2 separate regions of the Homo sapiens genome follow, and region 2 is linked to region 1. A link is an interaction called in ENCODE POLR2A ChIA-PET data of the cell type or tissue named here. Cell type or tissue: Panc1. All regions are shown on one strand. Links, peaks and the distances in the headings refer to the core of each region. The heading gives the core; the rest is flanking DNA.

What was found. ChIA-PET counts read pairs that join two places held together with the same protein. Peaks named below come from ENCODE experiments on the same cell type or tissue, not always from the same donor. Only the 100,000 strongest peaks of a DNase experiment are listed, where the experiment ranks them.
Region 2: POLR2A ChIA-PET joins it to region 1 with 11 read pairs; 2 of 35 experiments call an interaction of 5 or more read pairs at or near these places.

The regions. Positions count from the first base shown.
Region 1 is chr17:66,609,707-66,616,045 of GRCh38, reverse strand. All of the region lies in intron 3 of PRKCA (protein kinase C alpha), which reads right to left. Among named protein-coding and RNA genes, the nearest start is that of MIR634, 170 kb to the left of the region's middle. In Panc1, for the core only: no CTCF peak of the experiment used is centred there; no DNase peak of the experiment used is centred there.
Region 2 is chr17:66,457,047-66,463,385 of GRCh38, reverse strand. All of the region lies in intron 2 of PRKCA (protein kinase C alpha), which reads right to left. Among named protein-coding and RNA genes, the nearest start is that of PRKCA-AS1, 43 kb to the right of the region's middle. RefSeq lists a silencer at 41-335. In Panc1, for the core only: no CTCF peak of the experiment used is centred there; a DNase peak (open chromatin) is centred at 3,425; H3K27ac peaks cover 4,220 bases.

The DNA.
Region 1 (6,339 bases), core at 437-5,436:
TGACGAGTAACATTGCATAAAACCTCACTTGGCGAAATGGCTGAGCAAGGCATTGAGCAAAGCTGCCTTAGTTCTGGGTCTAGAGAAAAGCAATGAATGTTCCAATTCCAAGCAGTTTCAAGAGGTCCCAGAGATCCACCTCCTGTCCTGACAGCAAGGGAGCTGGGGGGATTCCTTGAAGCTGCTTGGATTTGAACATTCAACATTTCAGTGAAATCCCTTCCCTTATGTTCAATGCCAGCAGAACATAAGGAAAGGGATTTCACTGAAACCCTGACCAGGCCCAAGGTGGTGACTGCCGACGGAATGCCCTTTTCACTGCACAGGGATGTGCTGGTTTCAACAGTTACTATCTGTGGGTTTGCTTTACAGTGGAGGCACCTCTGGCAAAGCTTTGTTTCACCCTCCCAGGGCACACGCAGGCCTGGAAGGACCAATGCTACAGTGGCAGGTGATCAAAATGGAGAGGTAAATTATTCATTTTCTCTCAGGCTTGAAGGATAGACAGTTCTCTGCCTATGAATGAGTTGTTTCAAAAATCACTTACAAGGCTGTAGTTCTAAAGCAGGATGTTTAGAACCCTAGATCCAGAGCTACATACAAGGTTCACTTCCCAGACCAGACTCCTCAATCCCCAAGTGCTATCTTCAGAGCCCTACAGAATACAATCCCATTACAGCACAGAATGCTGGCTACCCACCCCGACATCCACTCCCCTCCCTCCTTCATAAGAGAACCCTCATTTGAGCTGGGCACACCGAGGCCTGAAACAGAAGAAAACATTTTTCCCCTTCTTTGCAGCTAAACATGGTCACTGAACAAATGAGATATTAGTGGAAGTGTTATGTGGAAACTTCCTGAAAAGCTGCCTAGAGGGAGGCCACTCAGCTGGGAGAGGCATCCTGGTTGTCCTTTTACATGTTGGTAGCATGCATCACAAACGCGAGGGCTGGAGCTACACAGCCATTTGGGGTCAGAGGGGACTGTGCATGGAAGCCCTGGGCTTGTATGGTACAACAGAGACACAGAAGCCTGGTTCCTGATGACTGTGGAACTGCTCTGAAGCCCTGGCCCACCCCCTCCCTACTCCTTTCACATGAGGGAAAAATAAACATTCTCATTCAGTCTGCTGTTATTTGGAATTTTTGTACTGTATACAGCTGCATCCAATTCTTAACTGATATGCCCATGAATTACAATGTCTCTACTGGAAAATGGGATGGTACGACACATGTATCCCTAAACCCTTTTTGGCAGTAAGCACAAAAAGAATAAGAATTTGTGCACACCTCCAAAAGAGCTTTAAGAAAAGCATAACGAGGAACTGCCACTTGTGGAACACTTCCTGTTTGACACGGTATTTGCCAGCCACCACAATGTCACAAGGTTAATGATGAATTGCTGGCCCCCTTTTACAGATGAGGAAACTGAGGCCCATGTAGTTTCAGAATCTCTCCCAAATTTAGCTGTTAAGTGGCTGAGGAAGAGTTATTTATATATTTGGCATGAGATAAACACAGATATGGTAACAGGTAGGAAACGGTAACATTTTTAAGAACTCACCAACAAATTCAGCAAATTGCAATTATATGAGGAACCAGAATAAATAGAAAGTAACTTCACAGAATTAAAGGAGATAATTGATGCAAAACTGCCTCACGTGTGGTAGATGCCTCAAAAATATCAATTTCCATCTGGATTTTTAGAGTCCTTCCGGAAATATACAAACATACGCCCCCAAATCTGTGAGATGTCGTTATCTTGTTTGATAGGTAGCATACATGAAAATCTACAATCATTAAAAATGTACCTCAAAAATGGAGTGGCCAGGTTTCTGTGTCCCATCCTCCCAACCCCCTGCCCCTCCACTTCACGTCCAGCTGGAATCGGAGAGAGTGATATTATTTGGAAATAGGGTCTCTGCAGGTGCAATTTAGTTAAGTTAAGATGAGGTCAGCTGGGCATGGTGGCTCATGCCTGTAATCCCAGCACTCGGGGAGGCCAAGGCACACAGATCACTTGAAGCCAGGAGTTCAAGACAAGCCTGGCCATCTTGGTGAAACCCCATCTCTACTGAAAATACAAAAATACAAAAATTAGCTGGGTGTGATGGTGCACACCTGTAGTCCTAGCTACTAGGGAGGCTGAGGCACAAGAATCCCTTCAATCTGGGAGGTGAAGGTTACAGTGAGCAGAGATCGTGCCACTACAGCTTGGGTGACAGAGCAAGACTCTGTCTCAAAAAAAAAAAAAAAAAAAAAAAAAAGGATGAAGTCATACTGGATTAAGGTGGGCCCTAAATCCAATGACTGGTGTCCTTACAAGAAGGAAAAGGACACACACACAAAGATACACAGAGAGGAGATGGCCATGTGAATCGGAGGCAGAGATTGGAGTGATGTAGCTGCAAGCTGGGGAACACAGGGGTTGCTGGGAGGCCCCAGAAGCCAGGAAGAGGCAAGGAAGGATTCTTCCCTAGAGCCTCGCACAAAGCATGGCCTGGAGACACCTTGATGGGTGTCTTTTGGACTTCTAGCCTCAGAATTGTGAGGGAATAAATTTCCGTTGTTTTAAGAAAACGAGTTTGGTAATTGGCTGCAGCAGCTTTAGGAAACTAGTGGAGTCTGGAAACAGATTTAAAGTAGCAAAGAGCACTGATTAATAAAAGTATTTATAATGCTGAGATCCACTTCTGTGCATCTAAAAAAATAACCATCTCTCTTGTGTAGACGGCTATGCATTTAACCTCTAATTTTCCTTCCTCCAAAAACCACTGCTGGGATGTCCTTGACTCAACTCTTCACAGAGCCAACATCAGGCTCTAGGATTCTGGCAGAGAACTCTAATTAGCGGTCAAGGCTCCGCTGCATCTGTTGATGATGTAGTGGTTTATTGAGGTGAGAAAAGTCGGCTGCTGTATGTCAAATACACCAATGAACAGCTGCTAATTAGATTTGGGGATAAGATTTGATTTTATCCTGGAAATATAAGCAATCCCTGTACACAATTGCAACTTGTATATATTTGCCTAATTCTAAGCTTAATGTTCTATTCTTCTGAATTAACATAATCAAGTTTAGAATACTTATGTTGAGAATATCAAATGAATAAACATGACTTTATACATACTCTATAGTTTGACAAATCTGTGATGGAGAAACCCAATTATGATAATTTAAAAACAGAAAAGATAATTTTCTTCAACTGTTTGTAAGAGAAAAAAGGTTTTCTTCCCCTGGAAAAATTCACAATACCACAAATGAGGTACTTATCTCTTGAGTTTCCATACAACTTAGCTAAAGACAAAAAAAAAAAAACCTCCAACAGAATCAGTGAAATATTCTCAATTGCACATATGAATCTCTAATTTATATAGTATGAGAAAATCACAAATATCAGAACGTTCTCAATGTAAATCAGTTATCTCCACTAACTCAGTATTCTCCCAGCAGGCTTAGCACCCATCCTAATAGGCATTAAAAGGATTCAGGATTCTGTGTGTGCACTCTATTTATATATTACCAATGTCAGGTTTCTTCCACTACCAGAATGAGCCCTAAAATTAGGTTACATGGAACTATAAGTCAATCAAACTGTTAATAATGTCTCTTGGGTGTTTAAAATATTTGTTATTTTTTCCAGTCTTTTTTTTTTTTTTTTTTTTGAGACAGATTTTCGCTCTTGTTGCCCAGGCTGGAGCGCAATGGTGTGGTCTTGGCTCACTGCAACCTCCATCTCCTGGGTTCAAGCAATTCTCCTGCCTCAGCCTCCCAAATAGCTGGGATTACAGGCGCCTGCCACCATGCCCAGCTAATTTTTGTATTTTTAGTAGAGACAGGGTTTTACCATGTTGACCAGGCTGGTTTCAAACTCTTGACCTCAGGTGATCTGCCTACTGTGACCTCTCAAAGTGCTGGGATTACAGGCATGAGCCACTGAATCTGGCCTCCAATCTTTTTTTTTTTTTTTACTCACAAAGTGAGATATGTGTAAAATAAAACAAGTGTTTTTCCCATCAATGGTAAGATAAATAAATCCATTATAAAAATGCACCAAGGATTTGAATACATGCTCTCCAAAGAAGATATATAATGACCAATAAACACATAAAAACATGTTCAACATCATTAGCCATAGGGAAACGCAAATCAAAACCACAATGAGGTACCACTTTGCATCCATGAGGATGGCTAGAATCAAGAAGATCTGTAACTATGAATGTTGGCAATGATGTGGAGAAATCAGAACCCTCAACTCATTGCTAGAGGAACCATAAAATGGTGTAACCACTTCAGAAAACTGCCAGTTCTTCAAAATGCTTAATACATGTGACCCTGCAATTCTACCCCTAGGTACAGACCCAAGAAAACAAAAAACATGTGTCCACATGAAACCTGTAATGTTCATGGCAGAATTATTCACAATAGCCAAAATGTAGAGACAACCTAAATGTCCATCAACTGATGATGGATAACCAAAATGTGGTACACCCATACAATGGAGTATTATTAGGCCATTAAAACAATGAAGCACTATGACATGCTACAACATGGATGAACCCTGAAAACACAATACAAGAAGCCAGTTACAAAAGGCCATTTACTGTATTATTCCATTTATGTGAAGTGTCCAGAATAGACAAATCCATAGAGACAAAAAGTAGATTAGTGGTTGCCAAGGGTCGGGATAATGGGGAAAAGGGAGATGACTACTAGTAAGTATAGAGTTTCTTTTAGGGGTGATGAATATATCCTAAAATTAGATTATGGTAGCATTTGTACAACTCTAGGCATACACAAAAAATCACTGAGCTATACACTTTAAATGGGTGAAGCTTATGGGTACATGAATTGTATCTTGATAAATCTATAACAAAAATAAAGCAATACTGGGATATAATAAGAAATATTCACTTGGACTCCTCCCCCAGTTCGTGGCCCAGAGATTCTAAAATCTTTGTAATTCCTGAGCAACAGGGATGTTAGGAGACTTTTTTGTTCTAATATTTGGTCTTTGACCCCAGTTCCTTGTCAGGGATGATAAAATTCCTCTTCAAAGGGTTTAACTTGTAATGTCCTTGTTCTTTGTTCTGAAGCCCAACTTCCTTGTACTCTCGTTTCTAGTATTTAAACCACCCTTCCTGCTCTTGCTGCACCCTGACATGCCTTGTACTGTAATGGACAGTCTCTCCTTTCCCACCCAACTAGCCCTCCGCAATTTCAAACAGTAGCCAGTCGGGTCAGCTTAGATCTTAGGTTGTGCAGTCCAACCCCAATCAATAGGGGAAGGACACAGAGACAGGAACTGAGTTAGGGTTAAAAACCCCTTCCTTCCCTTGTTCGGTGTGCTCTTGCGATCGTGACTGAAACAGGAAGCACCCTTCTGCAGAAGTAAATTTGCTTTGCTGAGATATTTTCTGTTCGAGTGTTATTTCCTTTGCGACTCAAGCACTCATTTCCAACATCCTGAAACAGAGCTAATCCCTTGGAATTTCCTGGGTGATGGGAGTGTCTTTTGTTATCATGGGGTGACTCTGGGTGGGTTCCTGGATACAGGCTGGTCACTGGAAAGACCAAGCCATGACTAGAAGCTTGAAACTTTTAGCTCTACTGCTCCCCAGTCTCCAGGAAGGGGTGAGGGTCTGGAGATGGAGTGAATCATCAGTCATGCCTGTGTGAGAAGGCCTCCATAAAAGTCTCTGGACTTCAGGGTTCAGAAAGCTCTGTTGATGGTGGGTCCGGGGAGGCCATGGAAGCTCTGGGCCCCTCCTCACATCCCTTGCCCTGTGCATCTCCTCCACCTGGCTGTTCATTTGTATCCTTTGTAATATCCTTGATAATAAACTGGTAAATGTAAGTAACGTGCATTCCTGAGTTCTGCGAGCTGTCCTAGCAAACAAGAGAACCCTAAAAGGGGGTCAATTTGTAGCTAAATTGGACATCAGCTATGGGTAACCTGTACTTATGAGTAGTGTCTGAAGCAGGGATGGTGGGGGGCAGTGTTGTGGGACTGAACCCTTATCTTGTCGGACCTGATGCTATCTCCAGGTAGATAATCTCAGAATTACACTGAACTATAGGACACCCGGTTGGTGTCTGCTGGAGAGTTGCTTTGTGTGTGGGTGGGGGGCAACATCTCTCCACATTTTGGTGACCAGAAGCACTTTGTGTTGAGAGTACAGTAGGAAAAAACACTTGTTAGTTTGTTTTTCCTGCAATACAAATTCTTGTTTTCACTGACAGTAAAAAAAAAATAAAATAAAGCCTTGCCAAAACCAAACAAAAGCCATGGTAGCCCCAGTGATCATTCCTTTAGTCTCAATTAGGTGGTATTTGTCTT
Region 2 (6,339 bases), core at 726-5,725, 150 kb after region 1:
AAACACAGAATCAAGGCTAAGAATTTCACCATACAAAATCAAATTCCTGGGTAGCTGCAAGTTTGCTCAGTTAACTCGTGTAGTTCAAGTGACTTAACTCACATAGTTCAAGTGACTCAGCTAGTCACTAGATCTTTTCTTACGGTTTCAGAGAAAAGTCAGCAAAAACTGCACATTATACAGGGCGACAGGCATGGCAGCAGTTTCTGGTGCACATGTTGCCTGTCTCCCGGTGACAGAAGATAACAGAGGACTAAGAGCGCACATATACCTCAAGAGCCCTAAGGCTGCCACAGGAGAGTAAACAACTCCACCCAGCACTGCTCCAGGCCGGGTAAGCCAACCTCTCTGGAGTCTGCAGGCTTACAATTGATTCTGGGGAAATAATTTATTATGATTGCCAGTCAGTGACTCATAAATGTGTGTGTGTGTGTGTGTGTGTGTGTGTGTGTGTGTGTGTTTGCATGTGTGCACGTGCATGTGTGTGCATGTCTTTGTAATTCTTCTTCCACATCCTTCAATTATTTTCTAAGCACCAACAGTAAACTTCTGGGCTACTTTTAATAAGAGATTCTTATTCTCTGCAGGAGGACATTTCATTCCTCTTAGCTATGACATATTCAACATTTTTATAGAAAGCAAAAACCATAGGTGGGAGGTAGGGGTGTTCGTGTTTTTGTAAATTGCCTCTAAAGAAGCTGCCACCATTGGTGGGGAAGACCTATATCATGGCTTACAAAAAAGTATCCTAAAATGGACATAAGCACTATTCATGTGCTTCAGTAGATTAAAAAAGATGGTTGGTGTCTTTTATCTATTTTGAGAAAGAAACAAATTTATACAATGAAAACGTTCACAGAAACTAGATGTAAGGTTGTAAAAATAAATAAGTACCTTGCTTTCTTATACAATAAGACATTCAAGTATTAGAAAAATGGAACTGCTACATGGGAAGTAATTATTATGTTAAGGCAAACTTTAGCTATTAGATGCCTTTTTTCTTCTCTCATTAAGCACAACCATCAACTTTTCATGAGCGGGCCCACTGGCTGCTGTCTGGAATGAAGAATCCTATGTTGCTTTCCAGCCTCACATTTCCCCTTTGTGTACTACAAAATAGGAGCTGTTTCATTAGAAACATAAAACAATGAGGAAGAAGCTGTTATTGACAAACTGGGTTTGGCCTTGTGCACTGATCTCAGAAACCGCAGAGCACCAGCCAGCTTCCATCCATGAAGGGATTTGTCTGTCCAACTTGAGTTCAAACAGAGGGAAGCAGACCCGACGTTTAAAAGAATATATCACACACCCTCTGCCCACAACCAAGGTCTCATCTTAGAAGTGATGAAAATAGAGGGTCAAAAAAGAAAAAACTAGACACTGTTCACGGAAACAGGAAACACCTCAATGACATCCCATAGAAGCATGCTCGGTAGTTAGGAACCCCAGTCTCCTCCTCGGTAGTTAGGAACCCCAGTCTCCTCCTCGGTAGTTAGGAACCCCAGTCTCCTCCTCGATAGTTAGGAACCCCAGTGCCTATACACCCATTATCTCAGGGGTCAATTATTTCAATTACTTCACACTCCAGCTGCCAATTAACTCATGGGCCACCATGAAACCCACAGAATGCCTCTATGCCAAGAAGGTTCTCAAGTATCTGCTATCATAATATAAACCTAAGTGCCCAGTGAATACTGTTTTTCTATTACAAATTGATCTTTGGATACATTTCCCCAGAAAATGTTACATCATTTTTACCACTTAGTGCCTACCTAGCACGCGAGCTCTCTGAGCTTCACTTGCTGCAACACAAAATAAGCACAGAATTAGGAGATAACTAGGGGAATTATCATAGCACTGAAATCTGAGGTCATTTCCTCATTTTTGAATACTGGAAAATGAAGGATATTTGAAACTGTTCACCACAACTCAGGTGACACGGGCACTCCACTATAGAACATCTCACTATTGCTAAAAATTACATACCTGTGCTTAAATGTGCCAATGACATATGCTGGTTGAGACTGATCAAAACAAGTCTGGAAGAAGTCTGGTTAGAAGAACAGGTTTTTTTACATACAGATAACATGTTAGCAACTTGAATATTAAATTTGGCACATGAACTTTTAAAAGTATTAGGATTGGGATGTGATTTTCTTTTCTTTTTTTTTTTTTTTTTTGAGATGGGGTCTCATTTTTTCACCCAGCCTGGAGTGCAGTGACGTGAACATAGCGTACCGCAGCCTCGAATTCCTGGGCTCAAGCAATTCTCCTGCCTCATTCCCCTGAGTAGCTGGAACTACAGGCGTGTACTATCACACCCGGCTAATCTTTGTATTTTTTGTAGAGATGGGGTTTTGCCTTGTCGCCCAGGCTGGTCTCCAACTCCTGGGCTCAAATGATCCACCCGCCTCAACCTCCCAAAGTGCTGGGATTACAGGCGTGAGCCATCATGCCCATCTGGGATGTGCTTTTCTAAGGAAGAAACAGACACAACAAGACAACCTCAGAGAAGGTGGCTCCACATACTGATGTTTTATAAACCTGTGTCTGCGACCAACCTCTGGGGTAGGAGCTGGGACACCTGAAGTCTTCAGTCCCCGCTTTGCTAGCCTTACCGTTTCCTGCCTGTCAAATAATGGGGACGCAGTTCTGCTTCCACAGCAAAGGAGACACTAAGCTGCTGGTCTGCCCCATCAGCTGGCAGGTTGGCACAAAACCCAGCAACATTCAAAGGTGCAATTCAGCTGGTTCTCCAACTAGGAGGGCAAGACAAGGTTTTATCCCACTAAAACGTAATGAGCAGCAGAGGCCAGCTATAGAGTGATTTTAGTTCTTCTCCCTGTCTGCACTGCTGCAATTCGGAAAAAATAAAAACGCACAAAACACCAAAAAAGTAGTGTGAGAAATGGGGGTAAAGGATGAAAGGGGTGGACTTACAGGAGGTGGCACGCCTTCGCTTATCAACCCTGGATATTAAGTATGCCTTTTCCCCCCTCTATCAAATGCAAACCCTTTCACATACTTTGAGTTTTAAAACTAGTTAAAATCTGAAGGAGCTATTTTTAAAATATACATAATCATATAGTAATAGTAAGAACCACGACTTCAGCCATATGGATCATACACACACAGCCCACATACCATTCAACTCTGCTAGGCACTTCTAAGTCCACGGGCAATGACCTTCATAGATTTCATAGGCGGAATTCAATACCTTGCGTAATAATTGAAGTTACAAATGCCCAGTCCGTTAGACTTACTTAGAAAAAAACAACACAACTCTGTGGGCTTCCTATTTCAAAAGCTGTGTGGGCAAGGAGCAGAAAGCAAAGGTTAATTTTGCAAAAGAAATCAACTTTGCAAGAAAGGCTTGCATCCAGTGAGCGGGATGGAAAACTGCTTTCATGAATGATTCATCCTTCGAGACTGCGGATGGATTACTCAAGGCCTGCTGATGTGGCCCTTCCTGCACATGTACCATGTAACCCTGACAAACACCAGCTGGGAGGCCACATCCCTTCTCACTTGGAAGTACTAAAAAATAAAAATAAAAATAAAAGTAAAAAGATCAGAAAGCAGTAGAGAGTGATACTTACGCACTGAACGAAAAAGAGCAACAATGCCCCAAAATAATTACTTACTTAAAAGCACCCCCGATGGAGTCGGGTCTATAAACACAGTAACGATAAAGAGAAAAGCCTCCCAGTGTGCAACCATGGGTCTCTCTTTGCTGCTTAATAACAGCAAGGAAGAACTGGACATAGAACTTAGCTCTCAAATCAAGCGGAATCTCATTTATCTGGCACTTTTAGAGAGCAAGGTGTTCCACCAGAAGAATTTTCCAGAAAATAGAAATTTGCCCCACATTTACAAAACTTTAAAAATAATTCTAACCATTCATATTTCTGAGGGATTCTACTATATACTTTTTTACCTTCTTCAACGGAGGTAGAGAATCTAATTTGATCTTTCAGTGCGTATTCATCATGTGTTTTGTTTTGTTGTTGTTATCGTAGTTCCGTCATCCAGGCTGGAGTGCAATAACATGATCATGGCTCCGTGCAGCCTCAACTTCCCAGGCTCAATTGATCCTCCTGCCTCAGCCTCCTGAGTAGCTGGGACTACAGGTGTGTACCACCACCTCCAGCTAATTTTTGTATTTTTTTTTTTTTTTTTGAGACAGGGATTTGCCAGATGGCCCAGGCTGGACTTGAACTCCTGGGCTGAAGCAATCCACCCACCTCAATCTCCCAAAGTGTTAGGATTACAGGCGTAAGCCAGTGTGCTCAATCATTATCCCTTTTTTTTTTACTTAACAATACCTGAGTGTGTTCCTTAGTGGTTCAAATCCCAACTCCATTACTTCATAGCAGGGTAAACTTAATCAAGTTACTTTACCTCCCTCAGCCTCTACGTTCCCATCTGTAAAATGGGGATAACATGCACCATGTCAAGTGGTTGGCACACAGTTAGCATTTAACAAATGTTACTTCTCTCCTTCCCCCTTTTGCCTTTGCTTTCTCCAATGACGTACTGGGAAGGTCGGTAACCAAATGTGTAAGGAATATTACAGTAAGACAATTCTCAGAAGATTCTGAAAGGGGCAGGGCACGGTGGCTCACGCCTGTAATCCCAGCAGTTTAGGAGGCTGAGGTGGGCGGACCACCTGAGCTCAGGAGTTTGAGACCAACCTGGCCAACATGGTGAAACCCCACCTCTACTAAAAATACAAAAATTAGCTGGGCGTGGTGGTGCATGCCTGTAGTCTCAGCTACTTGGGAGGCTGAAGCAAGAGGATTGCTTGAGCCCAGGAAGTGGAGGTTGTAGTGAGCTGAGAGTGCACCACTACACTCCAGCCTGGGCGACAGAATAGAAACCCCGTCTCAAAAAAAAAAAGGAAAATAAAGAGATAAAAAAGAAGACAAACCTGAAAGGATCTTCAAGGCACCCTAGCAGTGTTGCATATTCTACTGGGGGGTCTTAAGACCCCTGTGTCCATTTTTGTTTAACTCCAGCGTCTAGGCTGTGTTCCAGGAAGCTGTAGACTTTTTGTACCTTACTTCAAGGTTTTAGATATAACTTTATTTCAATGGCCTAAATAGAAAGCAGATTAATTGACATAGCAACTACAAGATCCTGACAAAAGAAGGAATGCCTCACTGGCTGATTCTGCGAAATAGGCTTTCTTTCATGTTCCAATAATAACTCAACTTTTAAAAATTAAAATCAGTATACCCTCATCCACTAAGTGGTTTAGAGCTCTCACTTACACTGCCTAGTTTGGGAAACTGCTACTTACACAACATGACTTTGTGAAGGTCATACTCCTTATGTCAGGTTGCTTGCTCCAAACCAATTTGGTGGGTGGGAGATGACGGAGATTCTGATATACAAAAAGAGCCCATGAGGATATCAGGCTTCATTTTTCTACTCTGTAAAGATTGAGGTCTGCAGGAGTACAGCAGGTGACCCCAGCAGCACACTCAGCTAGTGATCATGGCTGTAGTAGTCCGTTCTCATGCTGCTAAAAAAGACATACCTAAGACTGGGTCATTTATAAAAGAAGAGGTTTAATTGACTCACAGTTCCGCAGGGCTGAGGAGGCCTCAGGAAACTTACAATCATGATGGAAGGAGAAGCAAACATGTCCTTCTTCACATGCTGGCAGCAAGGAGAAGTGCAGAGCAAAGGGTGGGAAAGGCCCCTTATAGAACCATCAAATCTCATGAGAACTCACTATCACGAGAACAGCATGGAGGTAACTACCCCCATGATTCAACTACCTCCCACCAGGTCCCTTCCACATGGGGATTATGGGAACTACAGTTCAAGATGAGATTTGGGTGGGGACACAGCCAAACCATCTCAATGGCTAACCTCTCCAGAGAGCTCACAGCGAGCCAGATGCTGTGTTCTATATGCATCTCACATCTTCAACAGCCCTCTGAGGTGGCACCATTATCATCACCCCAAGAGAGGGATGCACCAAGGCTCAACAAATTAGAAGAACTGAGCCATCTAGGTCTCCCAGGCTCCACGACCATCCCCTACACTAAGAAACCCCACACATCTCTTCACCCCAAATGCCAAGGTAGCTCCTACCTTCAGTAGAGGTAAAACATGCTGTTCTCCTGACCCCCACAGGCCCAAAATACTCAGTTAAGAACTCTTAAGTTCTCTTGGACAAACACCCAAAACACTGGTGAGAAAACAGGCCAAGACGACGACTCCAAGATGAGTCTATCCCTTAAATTCTTATTGAAATATTAAATCGCTCTGGCATGATCAGTGTAGGCAAAAAAGTTTTCCATCCTAATCATGCCAAGCACCCTCCCA